3 separate regions of the Homo sapiens genome follow, and all the other regions are linked to region 3. A link is a loop called in an ENCODE intact Hi-C map of the cell type or tissue named here. Cell type or tissue: IMR-90. All regions are shown on one strand. Each heading gives the region's core, and the rest is flanking DNA. Links, peaks and the distances in the headings are about the cores only. Region 1 overlaps TMEM100 (transmembrane protein 100). Region 2 has its middle 15 kb from the start of SMIM36. Region 3 has its middle 91 kb from the start of SMIM36.

Evidence for each region. Hi-C counts contacts between places; a loop is a spot of excess contacts. Peaks named below come from ENCODE experiments on the same cell type or tissue, not always from the same donor. Only the 100,000 strongest peaks of a DNase experiment are listed, where the experiment ranks them.
Region 1: it touches region 3 in a loop (4-fold over the local background); 12 of 110 quality-filtered maps call a loop at or near these places.
Region 2: it touches region 3 in a loop (13-fold over the local background); 59 of 110 quality-filtered maps call a loop at or near these places.

Annotation. Positions count from the first base shown.
Region 1 is chr17:55,710,922-55,720,416 of GRCh38, reverse strand. TMEM100 (transmembrane protein 100) reads left to right here. Exons shown (of 2, transcript NM_018286.3): 2 at 1-790. Among named protein-coding and RNA genes, the nearest start is that of TMEM100, 7.2 kb to the left of the region's middle. In IMR-90, for the core only: a CTCF peak has its summit at 2,081 (motif pointing right); a DNase peak (open chromatin) is centred at 2,086.
Region 2 is chr17:55,521,511-55,531,536 of GRCh38, reverse strand. It overlaps a transcript of SMIM36 not described here. Among named protein-coding and RNA genes, the nearest start is that of SMIM36, 15 kb to the right of the region's middle. In IMR-90, for the core only: CTCF peaks have their summits at 3,825 (motif pointing left), 4,357 and 4,964 (motif pointing left); DNase peaks (open chromatin) are centred at 3,796 and 4,956.
Region 3 is chr17:55,597,356-55,607,381 of GRCh38, reverse strand. No RefSeq gene overlaps it. Among named protein-coding and RNA genes, the nearest start is that of SMIM36, 91 kb to the right of the region's middle. RefSeq lists a silencer at 4,960-5,254. In IMR-90, for the core only: a CTCF peak has its summit at 5,425; a DNase peak (open chromatin) is centred at 5,421; H3K27ac peaks cover 199 bases; H3K27me3 peaks cover 159 bases.

The sequences.
Region 1 (9,495 bases), core at 1-5,000, 120 kb before region 3:
GGTCATGGGAGTGCACAGCATTAGACAGTATTTGGTTCACCCTGTAAAGTAGCCAAGAAAAGATGAGAAAAATCAAGATAGGCCTGGCACACTAGACATTTGCCTCCAAAAGAAATAACCTACAGTCTTAAGATGTATCATAAAAATGTTCTGCCAAGGATCTAAATTACCTTGGGTTTCGCATATGTCTATGAAATTCTGTGATAATTTTTTTCAATACATTGATTCACTGGCGTCTGTTTTCATTTTATACTTTTAATAACTCATCACTGGTGGTACTTTATCTTGAAAAGTAATATTTTTTATATTTTAACATTGGACAGTGTTAGCCAGTTGTAATGATGTATCAGAAGTAAAGAAAAACCCATTAAAGTTATAGCTAATAGATGCTGTTGGGGGTTAAATTAATAGTAAAATAATCCAATATAGCACTTTTGATGATTTTTATATAAAAGTCAACTGTACATTTCATTCAGAATAATAAATACTTATTGCTGCTAAAACTTCTTAAATGGTTGTTTCTGCTATAGTTATTTCTATTGCAGTTCCAAATTGCCATCTTCCCTTGTCTCATTTGCAAGTTCTCAATTGTATTTCTCTCAAATGGACAGGTTCCTTCTTTACTGGAGGATTTTTGTTTTTATCATATTGGTTTTTCATTACTTCTGAATAGTCTTAATTACGTTTACTAAATTCTAAAGGATTTCTGTGCTATTATAATTAGGAAATCAACGTCTTTGGTCAGGAACTTTATAATGTGCTATTAAATGTATATTACATTTTTGTGGAATCAGTTGTTAATTATTTGCTTAACACGTATGCCAGCACCAACTATATGCCAGGCATAATGTAGATTCTCAGGTTTCTTACTCAGTTAGATCTAATACAATGCAAATAAAGTTACTGCTTGAATTCTTCAGTGGACATTGAGCTAGTCCACAGCTAGGACTCTACCCTGTAACTCCAGCCAGAAATACAGCTCATTCATGTAGTTTAAACCACCTTAAGCTAGAATCGAAAGATAGGCATGAAGGTTTCTTAAAACTTGGAAAACAAAATCAGCCTAGCATAGCACACTCATTGAAAGTCTTTCTGTCCAGAAATTTAATTAAACATGACAGGAGCCCTGGGGCCCTTACTACTCCCTCATGCTCAGGTAGTTTTGGTAAGTGGAAACACCCTAAAAATGACTTTGCAGGTCAGATGGTGTCACGTACAGATCAACATTCCTCCCAACCAAATGCAAGTTTAGGGGGCTGTGCTCATTTCAATGCAAGTGAGTCTGTGCCTTCACATGCCTCTTCTCCGTGCAAAGATACTCAAAGCCCACCCCCCACCCCGCCACCGCATTGCTGTATTAAGAAATTACTCAGACAAGGTTCAAGATTCTCCAGTCTGATCCAAAAGGACGTATCCAGTTTTCATACTCACTCTAATCCCCAAACCTCCTTATGAGTTAGCCAGAATAGACTATTCACCATTCTTGCACCCGACTTTGGTTTTCCTGCCTCCATGTCTGTCCAAACTTGTGTTTTCCCTCGCTTATAGTGCCATTGTTTCCTTGATTTTAATCTCCCCAAATCCTGCTTCTCATCAGCACTCAGCTCAAATGCTACCTCTTCCCGGAAGTCTTCCCTTTTATCTGAAAGTAAATGCCCTTTCGTGAGTTCATCTTTTATTCTCTGATGGCATCTTTTATTTTCTGTCGTGTTGGTGGCATAAGTTTTATCCTTATTCCAAAGCTCCTTAGAAGTGTGTGATAGATCCTCTTTTTAACCCTAGTGAAATGCCTAACATAATGGCTTACGGAGATTAAGTACTCAATAAGTACCTAATTAAGGTGCTAAATGAGCCAAAAAATAAAAAATCAGAAAGTGAATGGTTTATCCAGAATTATAGTCCATTCTAATCTCGTTAAAGAAAAAAGTTTAGTTCTCATTTTTCCCCCAAAGAGGCCATCTCACTCTCTATTACACCTCCACTGTAAGCAGCAGTTGGAGGCGAATATTTACTCTCTATTCTTCTCTAGCCTGACCTGGCCTTCAAAATGCTTGAAAAGCAAACTCATGAATTATTTCCGGCCACCAGGGGGCCCCATGCAGCTACTTGAGTCCCAGAAGAAACAGTTCTATGGAAAGACCTAAATTGTAATAACCAAAATGGGATCAAATCTCTCCTAAACGTGAGGAGTTGGTGGAGATTCTCCATTTATCCCACCCTTACACACTTCCCTAAGCCACTTCACAGTGGCTATCTTGGGGTTCTGTTAGTACGGGAAAGACTTGCTCCATTTAGGGAGCTTCTAGTCACATTAAAAGGTATATACTGTTACATAGCTGCACGGCGCAGAGATAGTTCTACACACTGTGAACCCCAACTCCCACGAGGAGAATAAACTCAAATTGGGATTACAAATTATCACAATTATCTCATAAAATGTTTTTATTGGGTAAGGTCTATCTTTACAAATGGTTGTATTATATACAAATATGCAGGTGCGACAGAAAATAAATGAATGCATATAAAATGCATGCATAAATGTATTAAAAAGATAATCTGACTCCTCCCTAGAATATCAGAAACCAGCTATATCACCTAGTGGAATTCCCCCTAAACACAGACATCCCAGAGTGCACAGAAACAACTTTTAACCTTGTTCTGTGCAGCTGGTCTCTGGCCCAGGTGAGAATCATAGCTGTATGGTGGCTCTGCTCCCCATCTTACTCTCTTGGTTAATCTAGGGAATCCTGCCTGGAGAAACTGCACAAGGAGATCACGTGATAGCACAGAAGTTTGAGGCCAAAGGATGAACCCCAGAGAGCCAGATCACAAAGCCTCAAACCTACTTTCCATCACCCGCTCCCCCCCACCATCCCTAAAGAGAAAGAGAGGAATACAGGTGAGAGAGATGTTAAATAGGCGATACATATTCTGGTCTCCAGGCAAGTATTACGGTTCTGAACTTGGAAGATCTTGATATTATAGTGCTCGATAGTGTAACAGCACTCAACTGTACCTGATATTCTTCACCACACTCTGAGGCTGGGAGTATAAGTGTTCACTCCACTTTACAATTGAGGAAACTATAGTTCAGAGAGGTTAAGGGACTGTTCAGCTAAGATCTCACAGCAGGCGAGGCCTAGCACCAGGAACAATAGGTTGACCACACATTGTAGTTGCCCCAGTGTCTTAAACCTCTGGGCTGCTATAACAAAAGTACCATAGACTGGGTGGCTTATAAACAACAGAAATGTTTCTCTCTCACAGTTCTGAAGGCTGCGAAGTCCAATATCAAGGTGCCAGTATATTCCATGTCTGCGGAAGGCCCACTCTCTGGTTCATAAGTGAAGCCTTCTTGCTGTGCCCTCAGATGGTAGAAGGGGCAAAGGAGTTCTCTGTGGCCTGTTTTACAAGGGTGGTAATCCCATTCACGAGAATTTCACCTTCATAACCGAATAAACTCCCAAAAGCCCCACCTCCAAATACCACATTGAAGATGAGATTTCAACATATAAATTGGGGGGTGGAAGGGAACAGACATTCAGTCTATAGCACCCAGTTGTTTTGTTTGTTTGTTTCTTTTTTGAGACGGAGTCTCACTCTATCGCCCAGGCTGGAGTGCAAAGGTGCGATCTCGGCTCACTGCAACCTCTGCCTCCCCGGTTCAAGTGATTCTTCTGCCTCAGCCTCCTGAGTAGCTGGGACTACAGGTGCCCGCCACCACGCCTGGCTAATTTTTGGTGTGTGTTTTTAGTAGAGACAGGGTTTCACCATATTGGTCAGGCTGGTCCCCAACTCTTTACCTCGTGATCCGCCCGCCTTGGCATGCCAAAGTGCTGGGATTACCGGTGTGAGCCACCACGCCCAGCCTATAGCACCCAGTTTTATGCTTAGCCATAACCAAAATCATTTCCAGAATGTCTCTTTAGCAAAAGGAGACAATACAGGTATTACAACATCTACTTTTGAAAAACTCTTGTTAAAGTATAATTTACACAGAGAAAGTTGTACAGCTCAATGAATTTTTATAAACTTGTGGAATTAACATCCAGACAAAGATACTGAATATTGCCAGCACCCAAAAGCTCCCTTTGTATCTACTTTCCATCAGTATCTCTCCAGGCGAAACCACTATGTGGCCTCTAACACCCAGAGTTGTGTTGCCTGTTTTTTAACTTTGCATCAGTGGAATCGTATCAAGTATACTATTTGTTCCTGGCTTCTTCTTGCAACATTATGTTTATGAGCTACAATCTATATGGTTGTACGTAGTTATAAATGGTTCATTCTTATTGCTGTGTAGAATTCCATTGTACAAATACAGTATCATTTATTTAGTCTTTCTACTGTTGATAGACATTTGGATAGTTTCTAGTTTTTAATGACTGAAGATAGTATTTTTGGTAGCCAGCCTCTAACGGTATCACATGATCCCGGACTCCTGGTATTCACAGATTCTGTGGCCTCCTCCCACATTGTCCCAGAGTTGGTTTGTGTAAACAATAGAATATGGCAGAAGGGGTAGTAGTTGACTTCCAAGATTAGGTTATAAAGACATCTTGTTTTTTCTCTCTTTTGATTGCTCCCACTCTCCCTCACTCCCTCTTTCTCTGAGGGAAGCCATCTACCATGTCCTGAGGTCACTCAGGCAGCCATGCAGGGGCCCATGTGGTGAGAAACTGAGGTCTCCAGCCAACAACTAGAGAAGAACTAAGAACTGCCAGCCACTACCTGAGTGAGCATAGAAGTGGATCTTTTCCCAGGGGAGGCTTCCAAGGACTGTGTTCCCGGATGACAGCTTGACAGACCTCATGAGAAACCCATCCAGCCAGGGCTGCACGGTGACTTTATGGGACCTATGCACTTTTGTCTTTGTGGGCCCCTTCCTCCATTACAACAAAAAGGAAGTATCTCACTCACTGGAAGGAGGAAATTGTACTAACAAGCATCGTGGTCCCTAGGCCTGGTGCCTGCCGTACCTAATGGGTACCTTGGCCCTGAACCCAGCTAAGTTATTCCCAGATTCCTCACCCACAGAAACTGTGAGATAATAAATGTCTGTTGTTTTAAGTTGCTAAGTTTGGGGGTAATATGTTTTGCAGCAGTAGGTAGCTAATATTGTGCTATGATGAAATTTGTTCTACATGATTTTTGATGTACGTATGTGCATGTTTCTGCTGAGGGTAGACCTAGGTGTGGAATTCCTGGATTAAAGGACAGTATGTGTTCAGCCTTATTGCCAGAAAGTTTTCCAAAGTGATTGAGTCAGTGTACTCTCCTGCCAGCACTCTTCAGAGTCTGGATGCACTACATCTTCAGCCATTTTTTAGTATTTTTCATCTTTTTTCATTTTAGCCATTTTTATGGGTGTAACATCTGCTTTTAAAGTTTTAAGAAAGGAGACGTAGCACAAGAATGTGGGCTTGATACAGCATAGCAAGTTAGAGATAGGAGAAGGATTTGGAATGGGAAAGTAGGATTTAGATTTGGACTTTGGAGGAGCAAAGCAGCGAAAGAGAAATTCTCGGGAAGTGCTCTGGAGATCAGGAAACCAAACTAGAGACTGGAAGTTTAAGTCATCGCAGTCCCAGCTTCAGCATTTATCAAGCATCCATTATGCTCCAAAGGTCATATTCTGAGCTCCACATGGAATATCTCATTTGATCCTCACAGCAGCCTAGTGAAATAGATACCATTATTGCCTTCATTTCACGGATAAGGAAACTGAGACATAGATGAAGCCATTAAATGAGATCACATAGTGAGCACACTTAGGGCCTGAGTTCAAAATCCAGAACCCACTCACTTAGCCACACTGCCTATCCTGCCTGGTACACAGTAAACTGTCAGTACCTGGTTCTTGAAGGAATGTCTCAAGTAGAAGCTGAGCAACACAGTCTCAGGTGTCTAAGCTAAAGAGTGGGGCCAGGTGGAGTGGCTCACGCCTGTAATCCCAGCACTTTGGGAGACTTTGGGAGACCGAGGCAGGTGGATTATGAGGTCAGGAGTTCGAGACCAGCCTGGCAAACATGGTGAAACACAGTCTGTACTAAAAATACAAGAAAATTAGCCGGGTGTGGTGGCGGGTGCCTGTAGTCCCAGCTACTCAGGAGGCTGAGGCAGGAGAATCGCTTGAAATCAGAAGGCAGAGGTTGCAGTGAGCCGAGATCGCACTGCTGCACTCCAGCCTGGATGAAAGAACAAAAAACTCTGTCTCAAAAAAAAAAAAAAAAAAAAAAAAGAGTAAGGTCAGCAACAGTTTTGAGAAACCCGGACTAAAATTAGAGATTATTATGGAATGATTTGCCATCTGAAGCCAGGATTTTTTCTGACAACCTCCATATATTTGCAGCATTTAACAAATATCAAAACACTCTCTCCTGAGTCTTGTGAGGCTCAGGACCCTAGCCACATCTTCTGCCACCAAACATATGGCTGATGCTTTCATTCTCATCCTCCTTGAGTTTCCCTTGTGGAAAATTCAAGATTCAGATTATAAGCCAGCCTCAGCCTGCCACTAGATGCACAGTGCGAAGGAAGTGCATATTTGGAAACCGTAACACATGTCAGGGGAAATCAAAGAAGGCTTCCTGCAGGTGGTGACTTGATAAGCCCAGGACAGACAAAGGAGTTAACCAGGTGATGGGAATTGAGGAGGAGCAATCAGGAGCACTCACAGATGGAACACCATAAGTGAACATCAAAAGGTGATGGTGAGAGCTAGCCTTCAGCCTCTCCACCTTACTGGGTGAAAATTAAAGAATTTGTTAAGGATATCTATCAACCGCAAAATTCTGTCCAAGCAAAGGGGTTAAATAACTCCAATATCCATAGAGCTCAAACCTATAATCAGATAATGAAATGTTCAGGTTTTTTTTTTTTTTTTTTTTTTTTTTTTGAGACAGAGTCTTACTCTGTCACCCAGGCTGGAGTGCAATGGTGCTATCTCAGCTCACTGCAATCTCTGCCTCCCAGGTTCAAGTGATTCTCCTGCCTCAGCCTCCCAAGTAGCTGGGATTATAGGCACCCACCACCACACCACCACACGAGGCTAATTTTTGTATTTTTAGTAGACACGGGATTTCGCTATGTTGGCCGGCTGGCCTCGAGTTCCTGACCTCAAGTGATCTGACCACCTCGGCCTCCCAAAGTGCTGGGATTATAGGCGTGAGCCACTGTGTCCAGCCAAATATTCAGGTTCTTATATTGCACAAGCACTTGGGGATCATTAATAAAAAAAATTATAACTAAAATCTTTCTCCTCATCATCATATCACATACTATCTTCCTAAAGACACCATAGCACTGTGGTTAAAGTACCTGGGCTTGGAATCCAGCTTTATCACTTACTACCTGTGTATCTCTGCACAAGTCAGTTTCTCTCTGCCTCAGTTTCCTCATTAACAAAATGGGAATAATGTTGGTTCATAATACGGTTGTAGTAATTACTAATTGAGTTAATAGATATAAAGTGCTTATGGCAATGCCTGCTACTCAATACATTAGGTAGGATTACTGTCTGTCTCAAAGTTGACATATGCTTTGAGTGAATCTGTGTGACATATAAAACTACGGAAGCTACAAGAAAATCAGTCAAATAGGACATTAATAGAAAAACAGCAGCTTATGTCACGTGCGAAATTGCAAATACTTAAGCTCATAGTAAAGTCTAGAAAAAAAGTAAATTGCAAATACTGAGAGAAAATTCAAATCCACGCATAGATCAATTTTTTTGGCCAAACTAAAGGTTCTTTGTGTTCGGCATATCTATATCCAAATTTATATAGCTAAAAAATAACTTTGATGCTATCAAACTACCTAGTAGAGGGCCAATTAGCATTTGCCTGGTGCTTTAAGGTGGACATAGCATTTTCACTTGCATTGCCTTGCTATTTCCTTCCAGACGCTCTATAAAATGTTATCCTCATTTTTTGATGCGGTAACTGAGACTTGAAGAGATTAAATGGCTTGCTCATGATCAAATAGTGCATATGTGATAGAAACAATTCACACCCAGATCTAGACCTCTTCTGGCTGCAAATTCTTCTTCTTTCCATTGCAATTTTGCCACTGTCTTGCTAATGCAGGCATTGTAGGTTCCCATGGAATGTCCTCCCTTGGGCCATGCAGTTAAGGATGGTTCATCAAGTCTTGAAACTGGTTGTGTCTACAGCTACATTCTTTCTGATGGTACCAGATGTGAAAAAAAAAAAAAGTTACAGTGGTGAATTAAAATTTGCATCAATATCTATAATACGTGTAGAAATCATGTAGAAAATATAACATGATCATGCAATGTGGTTTTTTACTAACAGGCTCTTGTTGCTTTTGAGGTTTCTGTTATTGTTGTTTGGGGCTTTTCATTTTTGTTGTTGTTAGTTTTTTGTTTTTTGTTTTTTGTTTTTTTTCTGAGACGACGTCTCTCTCTGTTGCCCAGGCTGGAGTGCAATGGTGCAATCTCGGCTCACTGCAACTTTCACCTCCGGGGTTCACACCATTCTCCTGCCTCAGCTTCCTGAGTAGCTGAGACTACAGGCACCCGCCACCACGCCTGGCTAATTTTTTTTTTGTATTTTTAGTAGAGACGGGGTTTCACCATGTTAGCCAGGATGGTCTCGATCTCCTGACCTCGTGATCCGCCTGCCTCAGCCTCTCAAAGTGCTGGGATTACAGGCATGAGCCACCGCGCCTGGCTGTTGTTGTTGTTTTTAATAATAGAAGCTTACATCTCAACAGAACTTAAGAGATGGTCTTGACTGGTCGTTTCCAAATGCCTGCCTGAGTAGTGACTGCATCAGAACTTAAGAGATGGTCTTGACTGGTGGTTTCCAAATGCCTGTCTGAGTACTGACTGCATCAGACTCAACTTAGGTGCTGACCCCAGAAATTCTGGTTCAGTAGGCTCAAAGTAGGATAAAAGTAATAATATTTTGAGCATAAAAGTAATGGGAGTAAAACCTACTTTCTGTTCATATCCCCTTCCTTTCCAAGTTAATCACAAATTTTCATGGGCCATAGCCTCATGTGTATTCTAGTCTTATGGCCTTAGTTGTGGTACAACATTGGTACCTAAATGAATCAGCGATAATAGAGACTATTCATGATCCAGCCACTCAGGAGATAGTCACATCTTAAAAATACCCTCTGCCTAAGGAATCCTGAAAAGTAGTGGGCACAGAGAAGAAAACCAAAACAAGAGGAGTTGAGAAAGCCCTCTGTGTTGTTTTAACATGGAGTGGATCATCCACTGTTGAGCAGCCGTGGATCTGACACCCATTACTCACAAGTTCTCAAGCGTTTTCAATGGGAAGTGTAGGCCATGTCCAAAAAAAATAGAATGACACTTTTGCTCCATCTCAGCCTCCTATCGAGAAAAGCAAACACAGAGGATTTTCCATTTCAAGTTCAAATACAGAATGGATTGCTTCTTGTTTTGCTTGACTAGAGTAGTTGATGAGGGTTCAGAGACTGGCAGCCTGCCAGTCATAAATCAGT
Region 2 (10,026 bases), core at 2,782-7,781, 76 kb after region 3:
ATATTTATTGTTCATCAGTCCTATGACTGACACTACTAGGGGGTAGGGCCACAGTAGGAATAACAAATGGTCACAATGTAGTTAGGGAAAGAGAAATGAAAACAAAACTGGAAGCCGGTATATACACCAGGCCAAGACAATATAAGGAGGTTATCAAAAGCCTCTGGCATGGGAAGATACAAAAACTTCAAAAGAAGGTGACAATTGGAGCCAGTTTTGAAGAATCCATGAGGGTTCACCAAGCCAAAAGGAGGGCAAGGGCATGAACTTACAAGTAACTGCCACATTATTGAGGGAAGTTTGGTCATGTGGGGAGGTCAGCGGAAGAAAAGGGAAAGGCAGGCAGCGTTGGGGTTGTGGAGATGTTTGCATGCTTGAGATGTTTGGCCTTTAATAACCATGGAGAGCCACTGAAAGTTGATAATGATAGGAGTGATTAAGAAGATATCTTGCTTCAGAAGGATGGCTTGGAAGGAGATAGAAATGGAATCTGAAAGTCCGCAAAATCTACAACTTTTGTCATGATTGTGGGGAAGAAAAGGGAAATTAAATCATTATTATTAGGTAGGCTTAAATAGGAAATTTTATTTATTTCCCTGTGCCTGGCTGCCTGAATCTAATAGTTGAACTTGCCTAAGGGAAGAGGGTCAAAAAAACAACCTGTCACTTATTTCTTCCTCATTCCCCGCAGACAATTCCCAAATAAGAATTTCTACATCCAAGCAATTCCTTCTGCTTTCCTGCATTTTTTTTTGAGGCGGAGTCTAGCTCTGTCACCCAGGCTGGAGTACAGTGGCACGATCTCGGCTCACTACACCCTCTGCCTCCTGGGTTCAAGTGATTCTCCTGCCTCAGCCTCCTGAGTAGCTGGGATTACAGGCGCCCGCCACCATGCCTAGCTAATTTTTGTATTTTTAGTAGAGATGGGGTTTCACTCTGCTGGCCAGGCTGTTCTCAAACTCCTGACCTTTTGATCCGCCTGCCTTGGCCTCCCAAAGTGCTGGGATTACAAGCGTGAGCCACCGCGCCCAGCCTCTCCTGCATTTTTAACTGCGTCTGGGGCAGTCTGTATTAATTAGCTCTACAATCTCTTAGATTCCCATCCCAGTTGCTAAAAGGGAAACCTTCTGCCTCCACCAATATTTCAATTGCCAAAGGAGGACCATAGGGCGTAGTGTGTAAATGGCAGAGAGGAAGGTGAAGTCCACATCATTCTGAGTTCCTAGAGCAGCACCAACTGTTTTCACATCCCTGGGCTGGATTGATTTGTAATCCTCCTCTCTCCTACCCTCGACCTTTACCACCTCAGTCAATCTCTGGAAGCCAAATTGGGTTCCTATCCTGGCTACATACAATCCATTCCAAATGACCTTTTGCCAAATCCCCATGGAGTTTAGAGATCCTTCTGGGGATTTTTAAAGCTTTGTTGTTTTCAGATCAAACTTTCTCTTTTATTTCTCTTTCCTCGCTAGGGCTTAGGAGGAGAACTCAGCTTTCAGTTTGATGGTGAAATATTAGTTAAACACATCATCCCCAAAGGGATGTATTTGCATCTTCTATGAACGATGATGGAAACAGTCTCAGTTTATCAGCAAGATGGCTGAGGATGCACTTACCTAAATGAGCAATGAAGATTCATCTGCTACAGCTGAACTGTATTTGCATAGGCTAACTTATTGAGAAGGAAAAGTTAGGTTTCAGTATTATATAAAATGTGTTTGTTTTGTTTTTTGTTTGTTTGTTTTTCGGACAGGGTCTGGGTCCATCACCCAGGCTGGAGTGCAGTGGTGCCATTGCAGCTCACCACAGCCTCGACCTCTGGGCTCAAGTGATCCTCCCTCCTCAGCCTGCCAGGTAGATGGGACTACAAGCACGTGCCACCACATCTGGATACTCTGTGTGTGTGTGTGTGTGTGTGTGTGTGTGTATTTTTAGTAGAGATGGGGTTTCACTGTGTTAGCCAGGATGGTCTCGATCTCCTGACCTTGTGATCTGCCCGCCTCAGCCTCCCAAAGTGCTGGGATTACAGGCGTGAGCCACCGTGCCAGGCTCACATCTGGATACTTTTGTATTTTTTGTATAGAGGGCATTTCACCATGTCACCCAGGCTGTTCTTGAACTCCTAGACTCAAGTGATCCACACATCTCAGCCTCCCAAAGTGTTGGGATTACAGGCATGAGCCACTGCTCCCAGCCTGGATATATAGTATGAAATATTTTTAATGGTAAATTAATTATGAGTTGTTGGGCAAAATTTGGCTGCTTATTTGTAAAACAAACTAGCATTTTTTAACCATATTCTGCTTTGTATTGTCTCTGTATGAATATCTCTTTTATACTGCAGCAAGAGGAAACCTGAGAAGGATAGTTCTGTCACCTCCATTTTTTCTTCAGAATAAATGTCAACATCTATGAGTTCTTCTTTACACAAGTTTAAATAGTTGGTGCTAGACAGACCCAGAACAAACATCTGAAGGAATCCCCTGAAAATATGAGGTCACTAATATAAGTGACTTATCCAATGTCACACAGGCAGTTTGTGGCAGAGCTTCAATTCTACCCAGATTTCCTGGTTCTTCATCCAGAGCTCTTTAGCTACTTTTCTGTATATGCAAATTGCATTTTCTTCCAACTGTCTTAGCAGAAAGAGTAAAAACAATTACGTTATAGGTTTAAGACTTCCTTGAGGCTGGTGCAGTGGCTCATGCCTGTAATTCCAGCCCTTTGGGAGGCCTAGAGGGTCAGATCATCTGAGGTTAGGAGTTCGAGACCAGCGTGGCCAACATGGTAAGACCCCTGTCTCTACTAAAAATACAAAAATTAGCCAGGTGTGGTGGGAGGCATCTGTAATCCCAGCTACTCAGGAGGCTGAGGCAGAACTGCTTGAACCCGGGAGGCAGAGACTGCAGTGAGCCGAGATCGTGCCACTGCACTCCAGCCTGGACAACAAAAGTGAGACTCCAACTCAAAAAAAAAAAAAAGAAAAGAAAAGAAAAAAAAAGACTTCCTTGAATAGCTGTGCTTGTGCTTGGTGGTGTGCGCCTATAATCCAAGCGACTTGGGAGGCTGGGGCTGGAGGATCACTGGAGACCAGGAGCTTGAAGCTGCAGTGAGCTATGATCGCACCACTGCACTCAGGCCTGGGTGACAGAGTAAGTCCCTATCTTTAAAAATATATATTATATGAAATTGAAAAAAAAGAACTTCCTTGAATAATCCCACCCACCTGTGTTGTTATCCTGGTTAGTAAATAATCGTGAGCAATGGTATTGATTTATGTGTTCACATAGGCAACAAGCATTTGTCAGGCATTTATTATTGTGCCTCACATGAGGCTAGGCAGTTGGAGAACAATGAGATAACACAATGTAGATTTTTAAGGGCTTCATATTGCAAACCGTAAGACACACTAAAATAATGGGTAATATGTGCTCTAATCCTGGCATGTGAAAAGTTCTGGAATATAAAGGAGAGAAGGCTGAAAAGTGAAGGGTGCAACCTAAGACTCTGACCAGTGACTAGGAGTTTTCCAGAGGAGGAAGAACGGGAAAGGCATTTCAGGAAAAGGCCAGCATGAACACGCATATGAAGCTGCACGCAGGTGCAGAAAAAGGGGTAGGTGTTAGTCTTCTGGGGCTAAGTAGGCAGACCCTGGTTTCTGCCACCCCTGCTAAGTTTAATGCTTTCTGACGACAGACACAAGGTGTTCAAACCTAAGTTGATAGTTCTCTTCTCCCCTGATCTGCAGAGTGGCAGCCTATTTTTTCTGACTGTAAAATGGACTACAAGAGAAAATTCCTGCTCAGAGGGTGCCCTCTCTTGGTAAGCGTGCACATGCAGTGTTTCTCTCCAAGAAGGAAAAGGATACTTCAAATTGCCTATAGTGTCACCCTCATGCAAACCTATAAAAAGAAGGAAAAAGATACTTCAAATTGCCTATAGTGTCACCCTCATGCAAACCTATAAAGAAAACACAGTTTCCCTGACAGGTCACTTTAGTTGACAATAAGAGTAGATGTGAGGGAAAGAGCCACAGACTGAGAAAAACTGGATCCCACAGGCCTAGCGACCTGATCATAAAATCAGTGGATTGCGCCAAATGTTCTTAGTCCCTCCTTTTTCTGATGTACTCTGACTTCTAGAAGCTATGGCTCACTAGATCTTGGCTAAATTTAAAATTCTTGCTACTTAAACCATATTCTCAGAAGTTAAGGACTCTGAGGAAACCAGAGAATCCCCACCAGGAGAGAAATATTGTTTCTGGCTGTGGCAGCTTTCATCTCTGAATGTTCCTTAGCAGCCAGAGATAATTGGTCCATATAACTTTTCCTTTCTCTTTTTCTCACATTCTAGCAGTAAAAATCCTTTTTGAAGATGGTCAATAACATGAGGACATAGAGCAGAATCACATTCTGTTTCTACAAAACACCCCCACCACCATTTTAAACTACAAATCTGCCAAACAAAAGATCATCCAAAAGACACTTTTTGAGTGCATTGCAGAACTGGGAGGGTATCTTCTTCCGAAGTAATTTCATTTTTCAGGCTTGCAATAATAAAATGATCTTAAGAGTGCTGAGAGCCAACAGCTGAGGGGAGTAGAGCCACCGTTGAGCCCTGAGGCTTGGTGGTATCCTGGGATTTGGACATTCCCCACAGATAATTCCAGCAAATGCATTATTATAGGGGAAAACAGTTCCTTGAAGTGGGGAAGGAGACTGAGAGTGTGGGGAGGGGAAAGAAATGAGCCAGAGGCAAACTGTGTGTGGTCATGTGGGAAAAAATTAGCTTATTTTTTCTGTTGTCGCCCAAAGAATGTCACTGGTGATATAAAGAAGTGGAAAATGAGAAAACTCCATGATCATCCAAAAGCCATTATTGTCCATTTCCTGATCCTGATGGGAAGGAAAATTGGACCATAAATCTTAGACTTACACATGGTCATGGTCTCTTAATGCCCTCTGCTGGCGAGGAGGCAGACTGCAGCTGCCTGCACTGTGTTATAGTGGACAAACTGCATAGTACCTCTAGGCTTCATTTCCCTCATCTATAACATGGGGATAATAATAGTCTTTCTCGGCCGGGCGAGGTGGCTCACACCTGTAATCCCAGCACTTTGGGAGGTCGAGACGGGTGGATCACCTGAGCTCAGGAGTTCAAGACCAGTCTGGCCAACATGGTGAAACACCATCTCTACTGAAAATACAAAAAATAAAAAATAAATAAATAACCAGATGTGGTGGCGCACACCTGTAATCCCAGGTACTTGGGAGGCTGAGGTGAGAGGATCGCCTGAAGCCGGGAGGTGGAGGTTGCAGTGAGCCGAGATCGCACCACTGCACTCCAGCCTGGAGGACAGAGTGAGACTCCATCTCAAATAATAATCATAATTAATAATAATAATAGTAGTATTGCTCTTAGAGAAACGTTGTAAAGATTAAAGGAACTAACATATATAATTCATTCAAAATGGTGCTAGCTATAAATTAGAATGGCCTTGTTGGCCACATTTGTTTCCTTTCTCTATCTCCAGTTTTTTGTTTGTTTTCCCAAATCAAAACAAATCAATTACAGCTCTGTAATTGGTGTGGTGGCTCACGCCTGTAATCCCAGCAGTTTGAGAAGTCGAGGCAGGCGGATCGCTTGAGCACAAAAGTTCGAGACCAGTCTGGCCAACATGGAGAAACCCCATCTCTACTAAAAATACAAAAATTAGCCAGGCATGGTGGCGCCTGCCTGTAGACCCATCTACTCAGGAGGCTGAGGCTGGAGAATCACTTGAACCCAGGAGGCAGAGGTTGCAGTGAGCCGAGATCACGCCACTGCACTGCAGCCTGGATGACAGAGTGAAACCCTGTCTTAAAAAAAATCAATAAATGTCTATCACACTTTCATTATGTACAAAGTATCATATATAGTAGATATTTTGTCCCTATCCTCAGTGAATTAAATCTATTTTGAAGATGCAACACAAAACTGGTGAAAAGTTAAATCTTAGGAAGATTTGTATAGAATATTCAGTCATCAAAAGAATTTTAATTGGGAAGTACATTATTAATTCTAAATTAGTTGTGCATACAATGAAATTTTCAGAGGAGAAGGGTAATGTAAAATGTTATGGGGGAGGTAGGATTTGGACTTGGTATTAAAGATGGATTTTAGGTAAGGATGAGCAAAGAAGGCATAAGAAACTAGAACAGCAATCAATCAATCAATTAATCAATGAGGCAAGGTAATGGGAAGGAGAGTTAAGGAAAAGTGGAGAGACAAGGGATGACACAGTTTTTCCAAATATATGTGAATAATGAAAATAAAGCTGAAAAGTAGGTTGGTGCTAACAGAAGGCTAAGCTAAGAACTAGCACATCTCAATGTTACAGAAGAAAGCCTTCTGTAGACAGGGGAACATATATAAAAGGAGGTACAGTATAGAAGTTACAGGTGCAGGCTCCATTGCCACTGCCTAGATTCAAGCCTTGGCTCTGCCACATAAAAACATACGACCTTGGGCAACTTCCTCAACCTGTCTGTGCCTCAGTTTTCTCATCTGTAAAATGGAGGGATAAACTTCCATAGAGTTGCTGGGAGGATCGGATGGCTCAGTGCATGTAAAGCAGTTAGAAGAGAACTTAGCACATAGTAAGCTCTCAGTCTATGTGAATTATGATGATGACAATGTAATGATAGCCCACCTCTTAGGTGATCCTTCACTATTCCAGGATTGAAGTCAATCCTAGCTTTATACAATTGCTACTAGTAATAGGGCACTTTTTTCACTAGCTTTATACAATTGTTACTAGTAATAGAATACCATTTTCTCTTAGTAATAATGGACTTCCTGAAACAACTGGACCCTTAGAAACTTTTAGTGAACTAGAGAAATGCAAATCAAAACCACAATGAGATACCATCTCATACCAGTCAGAATAGTTACTACCAAAAAGTCAAAAAATAACAGATGCTGGCCAGGTTGCAGAGAAAAGAAAACGCCTATACACTGTCGGTAGGAGTGTAAATTAGTTCACCTATTGCAGAAAGCAGTGTGGTGATTCCTCAAAGAGCTAAAAAACAAATACCATTCAACCCAGCAATCTCATTACTGGGTATATAACCAAAGGAATAGAAATTATTCTACCATGAAGATACATGCTGTGTATGATCACTGCAGCATTATTCAAAATAGCAAAGACGTGGAATCACCCTAATGTCCATCGATGACAGATTACATAAAGAAAATGTGGTGCATATACACCACAGAATGCTGCATAGCCATAAAAAAGAATGAGATCATATCTTTTGCAGAAACATGGATGGGGCTGGAGGTCATTATCCTTAGCAAACTAACGCAGAAACAGAAAACCAAATAATGCATGTTCTCACTTATAAATGGGAGCTGAATGATGAGAATTTATAGACGCAAAGGGGAACAACAGACACTGGAGCCTACTTGAGGGTGGAGAGTGGGAGGAGGGAGAAGACCAGAAAAAATAACTATTAGGTACTAAGGTTAGTACCTGGGTGACAAAATAATCTGTACAGCAAACCTCTGTAACATGAGTTCACCTATGTAACAAACCTGCACGTGTACCCCTGAACCTAAAATAAAAGTTAAAAAAAAAGAAAAGAAAAAGAAAAACTTTCTTAGGAGGTTAGATATTAATATGTTATCCTCAAAACTTGAAACAATTTTTCTGAAAAAAGAAACTTTTAATGAGCTTATGTTTTCCATTCGGCTTCATATAAATAGAGCCAGGCAATTTGAAAGCCCAACTCAAAATATTACTTTTCCCTGAAGCTGGATGTATTAGTCGGCCGAGACTGCCATAACAAAATACCAGATATTAGGTGCCCTAAACAGCAGAAACCTATTTTTCTCACAGTTCTGGAGGCTCTGGAAAGTCCAAGATCAAGATGTCTGCAGGTCTGGTTTCTTCTGAGGCCTCTCTCCTTGGCTTGTCTATAGCTGCTTCCTTGCTTTGTCCTCACATGTTTTTTTTTTTTTTTTTTTGAGACGGAGTCTCACTCTGTCGCCCAAGCTGGAGTGCAATGGCACAATCTCAGCTCACTGCAACCTCCGCCTCCCGGGTTCAAGCAATTCTCCTGCCTCAGCCTCCCAAGTAGCTGGGACTACAGGTGCGTGCCACCATGCCCAACTAATTTTTGTATTTTTAGTAGAGACAGGGTTTCACCATGTTGGCCAGGAAGGTCTCGATCTCCCGACATCGTGATCTGCCCACCTCAGCCTCCCAAAGTACTGGGATTACAGGCATGAGCCACCACACCCAGCCCCTCATGTGGTGTTTTTGCTGAGTATGCACATCCCTGCTGTCTCCCTGTGTGGTCTCATTTCCTCTTCTTCAAAGGACACCTTAATGGCCTCATGGTAACTTAATCATGTCTTTAAAGGCCCTATCTCCAAATACAGTCACATTCTGAGGTTAGGGATTCAATATATGAATTCTGGAAATCACAATTCAGCCCACAGCATTAAACTAGGACCTCTTTCCTCATTATAATATTTCTCTAATCCCCTGCCAAGATCTTTTTTTATCACCATTATTTCCTAATATTGGAAGAGATGTGTTTGTGAACGGCTTATTCATTCCCCAAATATATATTCAATGCTTAGAATGTGCCTGCCATGCTCTGGGCCCGTGTACAGGGATACAATGAATACAACAAACTTCCTGCCTTCATGGAACTTACTTTCTAGAGGGGAGAGTCATATCACAAACAAAATGCATGACAACACTAAGAACATGTCAGATGGGGACAAGTGCCATAGAAAATAAGCAGAATAAAGGAGAAAAGGAGTGGCCCAGGGATGGAGGTGACATGATTTGGCTGTGTCCCCACCCAAACCTCACCTCAAATTGTAATAATCCCCACATGTCAAGAGCAGGGCTAGGTGGAGATAATTGAATCACAGGGGCAGTTTGCCCCATACTGTTTTCATGGTACTGATTAAGTCTCATGAGATCTGATGGTTTTATAAATGGGAGTTCCCCTGCACAAACTCTCTTGCCTGCCTATATGTAAGATGTGAATTTGTTCCCCATTCACCTTCTGCCATGATTGTGAGGCCTCCCCAGCCACGTGGAACTGTGAGTCCATTAAACCTCTTTCCTTTATAAGTTATCCAGTCTCAGGTGTGTTTTTATTAGCGATGTGAGAACACACTAATACAGGAGGTTTTTCTTTTATAAGGAATGGTCATGGAAAGCCATAAAAGTCATAGTTGAGCAATGATCTGAAGGAAGCAGGGAACCAGCTATGCAGATAATCGGAGGAGAACATCTCATGTAGATAGAACAGGTACTATGCAAGTACTATGATCCTGAAATGGTAGTGGCTTAGAGTGTCCAAAAAACACCGAAGTGGCTAGAGTAGAACAGGTGAGGGAGAAAGTATTTGAAAATGAGAGGACAGAGGTAGGTTAGCCAGCTTGTGCAGTGCCTTACTGCCCGTGTAAGAATGCTGGCTTTTGATGGAGTGAAATGGGGAGTTATTAGAAGGTTTTGAGCAAAGGAATAACATGGTTTGACATGTGTTAAAATGCTCACTCAGGTTATTGTGTTGAAAATAGACTAAGTGAGGGGTGGTGGAGAAATCTAAGCAGGTATGCTAGTTGCATTAATCAAGTTGGGAGGTAAGAGTGGGTTGGCAAAAAAAAAAAAAAAGTCAAAGCGGTGAAGATGGTAAGAGAAGTTTGCATTCCCAATATATTTTAAATGTAGAGCCCCCAGGATTTTCTGCTATTCCATATGGTGCTTGCACCTCCCTCTCCGGATTGCTTTCAGCATCCTGACAATTAACACTGTCAAAGTTTTAGTTGCATCTGAGCATTCTCTACATCTTGGAGGCAAGGATACATCTAAAATCCACGCATGTCCTCCCAAGTCCAATCTACACATCAAATAAATGAACACTAACATTATATAAATCCTACATAGGAAACTAGAGAAAGATAAAGTAGACATCTTTATTCATCTATACCCTAATCACAGGTTATAAAAAGTCCAAAGCC
Region 3 (10,026 bases), core at 3,057-8,056:
AACCAGGGAGTCAGAGGCTGCAGTGAGCCGAGATCACGCCACTGCACTCCAGCCTGGTGACAGAACAAGACTCCATCTCAGAAAAAAAAAAAGAAAAAAGAAAAGAAAAAGGAGTTAAGTTCTGATTGTCAACACACTACCTGCATGACACATGCACACAAAAATTCATGTATGCCCATTAAATGTACATATAAGAACCCCATGTGTGTGCACACATGAGCATGCATGGGGGCACACACACATGCACGCGCACACACACACACACACACACACCTGTCTCTCTCTTTCCTCCATGACTTATGGGATTGTTGTGGGTTTTTTTTTTCCTGATGGACTTTTCTTCTTTGACGGATGAAACACCTCTTATCTCAGAGCCCAAACTGTGAGACAGCTGTAGTGGGAGGGTGGGAAGCATGGAGGCTCAAGCTGAGTCCCTGAGAGCCTGGCAAGTGTGTCCTCAGGTTCAAAACTCAGCCTGCTGGGGTTCTTGGCTTAACTTTCTCTGGGTTGGTATGTGCATTTTCTAGTAGGGATTGAGTGAAAGGCATGTTATTTTTAAGAAGCAGGAGGAAGGAGGAGGTTGCCTCTTTCTACTAAGTGCTGACCAACAGCTGTAATTTTAGTGGTAGTAACTGACGAAGGAAGAGGAGGGAGGAGATTGCCTCTTTCCACTAAGGGGTGACCAACAGCTGTAATTTTAGTGGCAGTAACTGACAGGAACAGCTTGATGGCATCATGTTTAATGGGAAGAGACCAGCTCACCTCATGCCCTGGTTGCTATGTACAGAGATCTGAGGAGTCCATAACAAAGGCTGTGAGAGTCACTGCTTAGAGTAGAAGGAAACAGGGGCTGTCCCAGAAAAGGGGGGCTTGCTTTTGTCCAGCCCTGTTGGAATTTATGAGGTCTGTAGAGTGGAGTTTATAGAAGTGACTTGGGAGGCAACGAAAGCCCCTATGAATTTCTCAGATATCCTTCACTCCAAGAAGCTTCCTAAGTAATTATTGAACTTGGGAGAACATAATTAAAGAACACATGTCTCCTGCGGCCATATTTAGACATAGTGGAAGACTTTTTGGCATTTTGAAAATAGCATCAGTTTCTATCTTATGCACTCTGGGAATTCTCTGACCCATCAGCAATTGGCCACTTCTTGGAGGAGGATGAGAAATGAGCCACATAATTTTAGATGTGAAAACCAAAGGGAAAATAGGTTTCATTAGCCCTGAGGGAAAAAGAAGCATACATTTCAAGAATAAATATGCATAAGTTTAAGAAATAAGCAGACATATTTTCTTGGCTTCCCACTTCATATCCGCCCTGAGAAGAGAAAATTGAGGACACATGTTGCTGAGGCCCCACAGTGGATGTAGCTGACCATAATGTTGCCAGGTCCACTGCAGAAATCAATGTTGCTGACCACAGTGGAAGCCAAGTACCCAGGGCAGGGGGGCTGACAATCAAGTGACTCAGAGTCAAAGCTCTGTCCCCAAGAGCCCTCCAAGCAAGAGAGGAGGCAACAAGTGTTTGTTCTGTTGCGAGCAGGTATAGAGTGCTGGAGGGTGCTAATATTAACACAGATCATTTGGAACTAGAAAATGCAAGGCAAAGGTCCTGATCCTCCATCCTACAGTGAGGCATACTTTCCCTTAATGTCAAATCAGAATTTTCTATCTCCTATCTTGCTACTTTAGGAATCGCAGTCTTTTATCATGTTCCCCACCCCAAGTATTTCTGAGAATCCCTGAGGCCTGTTGGGCTGCCCCACAGGTCCACTCTGTTTGTCAGCTCAGTCAGTCATCTGAGATTGGACCAGCTTTTTGTAGACTCTTCTTACTATCTCATGATCAAACTTCTCAAGACTCATCATCCCCAAAATGGACAGTTATATCTCTTAATTACCCAAGCACAAGAAAGCCACTCTGTAGTATGTAATGTTCCTTTATTGAAGGCATTGGGCTCTAACAGAAAGGAATTGAAACAGACAAGAAGGAAAGTAAATGCTGGATCTGAATATGGCTATTCCCAATATCCACAATGGTCACCCACACCATTCCTTCTGCTTTTGATCATGTTATAGGGGTCAGTTACTTCCCCTCATAAGACAGCTGTCAGGTACATCTTCATTTCCTGGAGCCCGGACCCCCAAATCCTCTGAGTGGTTATACATAGCCCCAAAGGAAAAATAAACAATCTCAGTGATGTTATCCTAAACACAGTAAAGATGACCTTTTATACGAAGAGCACAGCAACATTGCATCCCATTATCCAGAACATCCCATTGCTGAACAGAAAGGCAGGCTCAGCTCTAATTTTCTGTTACAACAACAGTAACAAAAGCAATAATTATAATAGGAGCTATGGTTTATTGAATTTCTACTCTATGCCAATAACAGCACTAATGACTTATATGTTATTTCTAATATTTACATCAATATCAAGGTTAGGTATTAGTCCCATTTTATTCTAAGAAAGCTAAGGGCCGGGCGCGGTGGCTCACGCCTGTAATCCCAGCACTTTGGGAGGCCAAGGCAAGCGGATCACGAGGTCAGGAGTTTGAGACCAGCCTGGCTAACATGGTGAAACCCCGTCTCTACTAAAAATACAAAAAAATAGCCGGGCAGGGTAGCGGGCGCCTGTAGTCCCAGCTACTCGGGAGGCTGAGGCAGGAAAATGGCGTGAACCTGGGAGGCGGAGCTTGCAGTGAGCCGAGATCACGCCACTGCACTCCAGTCTGGGCAACAGAGCAAGACTCCATCTCAAAAAAAAAAAAAGAAAAAGAAAAAAAAATAAGGAGAAATAAAGTAAACTGTCCAAGATCAAACTTTTGGAAAAATTAGAAATAAGATTAAAATCAAGATATTTCAAGACGCTGAACCAGTATGATGGCTGACTCCTTCCTCTGAAGTACTGAAGAGGGAAAATACCTAGAAATTTGTCAAGAGAGCTGGAGTTATACTGTTTAGGACTGGTGTATGAGTGAGGCTTTGACTTTGAATAGAAGGAATAACGGCATACATTGGGAGAGTACAATAAGATAGGAACTCTTGGTGTTTTCCTCTTGCTCTTCTCTGTTGCTGCCTCGGACAAACAATTTCTGTCCTCATCCTTATGGCTCTCAGCTCTGGTCCAGGTGTGCAAGGTAATACAAACAAAGGAGTGCAGAAGATATGTATTTGTGAGGCATTAAGAAAAACAGGTAGAGACTAACCTTGAGCAGAGAATCCCCATTCATCCCCTTCCAAACTCTTTAAGACTGATTAGCTTTTACAATCTCAGGATGCTACTTCCTCTGGGCAAAGAATGAGGCCTTGACCTAAGGGCCAGAAGTAACTAATTGGTTTTTCTGTACCTGGCCTTCTCCCATGGCCATATTTAGGCATAGTGGAAGACTCTCTGGCATTTTTTAAATAGCATCAATTTCTATCTTATAGCCCCTGGGAATTCTCTAACCCACCAGAAATTGGCCACTTCTTGGAGGAGGATGAGAAATGAGCCACATCGTTTTATTAATAGATGTGAAAACCAAAAGGAAAGCAGGTTTCATTAGCCGTGGGGGGAGAAAAGAAGCATATACTTCAAGAATAAATACATGTGAGTTTAAGATATCAGCAGACATTCCCCCCTCCCTCCCACCACCCACCCCGTCCCCCACCTACCATGCCCAAGGGCTTAGCTCCCTAACCTGAGCTAATTAGGGCTGCTGCAGCTTAAGATCTACCCTTCTCGACAAAGTAGCCAATATCTCCTGGGGAAAATGATCTCACAAAGCAAAATAAAAATACATTTGAAAAGCACAACTATTTTAAATAAAAACAACTTACGGGTTACATATGGTGCCAAAGAAGAAACATTAGAACCGAAAGAGATGATAAAAGTTACAATTAATAATAGATATAAAAAAACCTAGTTAAAATAAAGAAAAAATCAAACAAATAGCATGAATTAGCTAAGGAATAGATTCAAAATGTGAAAAACCGGATTGAGAAAAATCTCTCAAAAGGAAGGATAAAAAGGCAAGAAAATATAAAACATAAAAGAAAATCTAAGAAGTGGAGGGAGAGCAAAATACAACTAGAATTAGTAATATGAGAATAATAGAAATCCCAGAAAGAGAAAGCAATAATAAGAAAAGAAAACATTTGAAGAAGTAATGGAGATAAATTTTCCCAAATAAAAGAAAAGAAGGAAGAAGAGGACACTTTACAGTAAAAGAGTCAGATAATTCCAAAGAGGAGAATAAAGAAAAACCCACATTAGACATCTTATTAAAAAATGTAAGAATATCAAAGGCAAGGAGAAAGTTACAAAAGCTCCTAGAGAATAAAAAGCAGATCCTGCAATACTGATCGAGAATCGGATTAATTTCAGATGTTTCAACACCAACACTAGTAACAACCAACAGCAAAAAAAGAATTTCTAAAAATAGAGTAGTATTTTTAAGTATTGGGGGAAAAATGTACTTAGAGCAAGAAGTTCATATTCAGCCAAACTGTCATTTAAGTATGACAGGATGCTAAACATATTCTCAGGCATACAAATCCTCAGAGTGACACAAAAATATTCATACTGAAATAAATTTTGTATTAAGTATTTTAATTAGAATACAGAACATTCCAGGAGATGGCACAGATTTATATAAAGTAACGACCATCTAATACCTTGGTAGATTTTGATGTTACCTTAAAAAGTAGCTATAGAGTGATATCAGCAAGATGGTGGAATACGAAGCCCAAGACCTCACTCCCCAACAAAAACCTTGACTCAACAACAATACATGCTCCAAAATGCCTTTATAAGAATGCCGGAAACCAGTTAGGAAGATGCAATATCCCAGGCAAACTGAAAGCCAATAACATCTCCCCTGAAACAGGTAAGAAAAGCTATTTCATGTCAACTGCATCAGACCTTCCCCAAAGCTAGCACAGATCATGATCAAAAGGAAAACTCCAATATATAGCTTCTCTTTGGGAAATAAAAGAGAGGAGTGGAATGCACATTCAACATTTCAGCTTTTGAAGGGAATGCCTGGACTGGTTTTTGTCTTGCCTAGCACAGAGCATTGATGGGGAAACCTACATACTTTGGATTCCTGGTAGCCTCTGAGAACAAAAGAGAGCTCAACAACTTAGAAGCAGCACCAGAGAACTTGCAATACTGCAGACAGAGCCAACATAGCTCATCAAGATAGGGAGAAAGTACCAAGATCATGGCTTTTCCCATAGGAGGAAAAAAGGAGAGAAATGTGTGTCCAACCTTCTGGCTTTTGTTGGGGGCTTCCTAAGAAACTGATTTCTGTTTCACCTGGCTCAAAGCACTGATGGAAAACTGGCATATTTCAAAGTCCTGGGGGCCATTGAGAAGAGAGAGAGCTCAGTGGCTTGTGGAAGTGCCAGAAAATTGCAGTGCCATAAACATCCACCAGAGTGAGTAAGAGACTACAGCTCCTGAAAAACCAGCAAACCTATCTAATTGAGAAATAAACCCAGAGAAAATGCATCCCCAAGAAAGGTTTGAAAGACCTCTGGAACCTCCAACCAGGCTGACTGATGAATGTCTTCTTCTATGTGAAGCCAGTCCTTAAAGACTGGGAGAGGTGGTTATTTTTTTTCAAATGCAAAATCACAACAAAAATTACAAAGCACACAAACAAGGAAACATAACCCAATCAAAGAAACAAAAAAACTCCAGAGACTGACTCTCAAGAAATGGAAATCTATGAATTAGCCAACAAAGAATTCAAATAATCTTCTTAAAGAAGTTTGATGCATTACAAGAGAACACAAGTAACTAAACAAAGTCCGAAAAACAGTGCATGAACAAAATGAGAATATCAAAATAAGATAGAAACTATAAAAAAGAACAAAACATATTGGAGCTGCAGAATACAATAACTACATTGAAAATTTTACTACAGGGTATCAATAGCAGACTTGATCAAACAGAAAAAAGAATTAGGAAACTAAAAAACAGTTCATTTAAAATTATAAAGTCCAAGGAACAAAAAAAAAATAATGAAGAAAATAAAAGAAAGCCTAAGGGACTTATTGGACACTATCAAGCTGACCAATATATGAATTATAGAAGTCAAAAAGTGAGAAAAGAGAGAATGGAGCAGAGAGTTTACCTGAAGAAATAATCACCCAAAACTTCCCAAATCTGAGGAAGAAAGTGGATGTCCGAATTCAAGAAGTTCAAAGGACTCTAACTAGGATGGACCCAAAGAGGCCCATGGGAGACACGTCATAATAACACCTTCAAAAGTCAAAGACAAAGACAATCTGGAAAACAACAAGAGGAAAGCAACTTGTCATTAAAAAGTGAGCTCTCATAAGGTTATCAGCAGATAACTCAGCAGAGACATTTTATAACAGAATGGAGTGGCATGATATAGTCAAAGCACTAAAAGAAAACAAAATTACCAAAGAATTCTACATCTGGGGAAACTGTCCTTCAAAATGAAAGAATAAGACCTTCCCAAATCAATAAATGTTCAGGGAGGTCACCACTACACCTGCCATATAAGAATTGCTAAACAGAGACCTTCAAGTTGAAATAAAAGAATGCTAACACCAGCAGCACAAAAGTATATGAACATTTAAAGCTCTCCATAAAGGTAAATATATAAATAAATACAGAAACAAATTGTAATGCTGGTGTATAAATCACTTTTAATTCAGGTATAGAATTAAAAGAAAGCATATAAATAACTAGCTATAAAACTATATTAATGAATATAAAATATTAAAATATGTAATTTATGACATCAATAGCATTAATGGGTGGTAGAGAATGAAAAGGAGTAGAGTTTTAAATTCTATTGAAGTTATAATCAGTTTAAAATATATTTTATAACCAGAAGACGTTTTATGTTATCTCTATGATAACCACAAGAAAACATCTATGGAATATACACAAAAGAAAATGAGAAAGAAATCAAAGCATGTCACTACAAAAAAATCAATGAATCACAAAGGAAGGCAGCAAGAAATAAAAATGGAGAGAAAACTCCAAGACATACCAAAAACAATAAAATGGCAATAGGAAGTCCTTCTTTATCAGTAATTGCTTTAAGTGTAAATGGATTAAACTGTCAAATTATAAGACATAGAATGACTGAATAGTTTCTTGTTTAAAAAAAAAAGATCCAACTATATACCCTCTACAAGAAACTCACTTTAGGTATAAAGACATACATTGGCTTAAAGAGAAAGGATAGAAAAGGTATTCCATGCAAATGGTAATCAAAAGAAAGCAGAAGTGGCCATATTTATATAAAAAATAGACTTTAGTCAAAAACTGTCTAACAAGAGACAAAGAATGACATTATATAATGATAAAGAGTACATTCACTAGGAAGATACAGCTCACAGTAGAGTACCCAAATATACGAAGCAAACACTGACAGAATTGAAGGGATAAATGGACAATAACACAATAATAGTAGGATAATTCAATATTCCACTTTTAATAAATGATAGATCAACCAGACAGAAGATCGACAAGGAAATAGAGGACTTGTACAAAATTATAGACCAAATGAACTTAACAGAAATATACAGAATATTCCATCCAACAGCAGCAGAATACACATTCTTCTCAAGAACACATGGAACATTCTCCAAGTAGATCACATTTTGAGCCATAAAACTAGTCTTAACAAATTTAAGAAAATTGAAATCACACCAAGTATCTTTACTGACTACAATGGAATAAAACTAAAATTTAATAGCAAAAGGAAAACAGGAAAATTCATAAATATATGAAAATTAACACACTCTTGAATAATCAAAGAACAAATCAAAGGGAAATTTTAAAATATCTAGAGACAAGTGACAATGAAAACACATTACACCAAAACTTATGGGATGCAGCAAATGTACTCCTAAGAGGAAAGTTTATAATGTTAAACACCTATATTAAAAAAGCAGAAAGATCTCAAATCAACAACCTAACTTTTTAACTCAAGGAATGAAAAAAAGAAGAAAAAAATAAAACCAAAGAAGGGAAAAAAATAGCAAACATTAGAGCATAAATAAATGAAATAGAAAAACATTAGAAAAATCAGTGAAAATAAGAATTAGTTCTTTGAAAAGATCAACAATATTGGAAAATCTTTAGGAAAACTAAGAAAAAAGAGAAAAGATTAAAATAACAAAAAGGAGAAGACATTACAACTAATGCTATAGAAATAAGAAAGATCATAAGACTACTATGAGCAATTATACAGCAACAAATAACCTAGAATAAATGTATAAATTTCTAGAAGGATGTAATCTACTAAGACTAAATAATAAAGGATTAAAAATCAGAACATACTTATAACAAGTAAGGAAATAAATCAGTAACCAAATCCTCCCAACAAAGAAAAGTCCAGGATCATAAGGTTTCATTGGAGAATTCTGCCATACATTTTAAAAATTAGCACCAATTCTTCTCTTAAAAACAAAAAGATGAGGGAACACTTCTATGAGGCATGCTATGAGGCTAGTGTTAGTTACACTGACACCAAAATGAGACATAAATACTACAAGACAAGAAAACTACAGACCAATACCCCTGATTAATGTTCATGTAAAACCCTCGATAAAATACTAACAAAGAAAATTCAACAGCATATTTAAAAATTATAACTTATAATCAAGTGGCATTTATTGCTGGAATGCAAGGATGGTTCAACATATGAGAATCAATCTAATAACCACATTAATAGAATGAAAAACAAAAACCACATAATTATATCAAATTGATGCAGAAAAAGTTTATGGCAAAATGCAGTACCCTTTTATGATGAAAAAAAAAAGCAATTAACAAATTAGGACCAGAAGAAAAACTGAAAACTCCCCCTTTACAAAAAGGAACAAGTCAAGAATGTCCACTCTCAACACTTCTAGTCAAACTAGTACTGGAAGTCCTAGCCAAAAACAATTTTTTTAAAAAATCAGGCAAGAAAAGAAATGAATAGAATAGAAATAGATAATGAAAATGTAAAATTATCTGTATTCTCATAATCACAGATGACATGATACTATATGTAGAAAACCCTATAGATTTCACAAAAGACTGTCAGAACTATTAAATAATAAACAAATTCAGAAAAGTTTCAGGACACAAAAATCAGTTGTGTTTCTATACACTAATAATGAGCAATCCAAAAAAAAATTAAGCAAACAACCCCATTAACAATAGCATCAACAAAAATGAAACACGTAGGAATAAACCTAAACAAGTAGGCAAAAGACTTGTACACTGAAAACTACAAAACATTGCTAAAAGAAATTCTAAAGACACAAATAAATGGAAAGACATCCACTGTACATGGATTGAAAGACTTAGTATTTTTAAATGTCCATATTACTCAAAGCAATCTACATATTTAATGCAATCTCTATCAAAATTGCAATGGTATTTTTGTAGAAATAGAAAACAAAAATTCTAAAACTCCTGTGGAATCTCAAAGGACTCTGAATAGAAGAAATAATCTTGAGAATAAAAACAAAGCTGAAGGCCTCATACTTCCTAACTTCAAAACACAAACCTACAGTAATCAAAACGGCATGGTACTGGCATAAGGGCAGACACATAGACCAACAGAACAGATAAGAGAACTCAGAAATAACCTTCACATATATGGTCAAATGATGTTCAGCAAAGGTGCCAAGGCTACACGATAGAGAAAAGATAATTTCTTCAACAAATGATGTTGGGAAAACTGTATAACCATGTGTATGTCCTTGCCTTACACCATATATAAATACTAACACAAAATGTATTGAAGACCTAAACATAAGACCTGAACCTATACAACTTCTAGAAGAAAACAGAGAAAAACCTTCATGACTTTGAATTTGGCAGTGGTTTCTTGGATATGACACCAAAAGTAGAGACAACAAAAGCAAAAATAGTCAAATAAGACTACATCAAACTTAAAAACTTCTGTGCAGCCATGGAAATAATCAGCAAAATGAAAAGGCAACCTATGAAATAAAAGAATATATTTATAGCCATATATCTGAGGCAGATTGAGT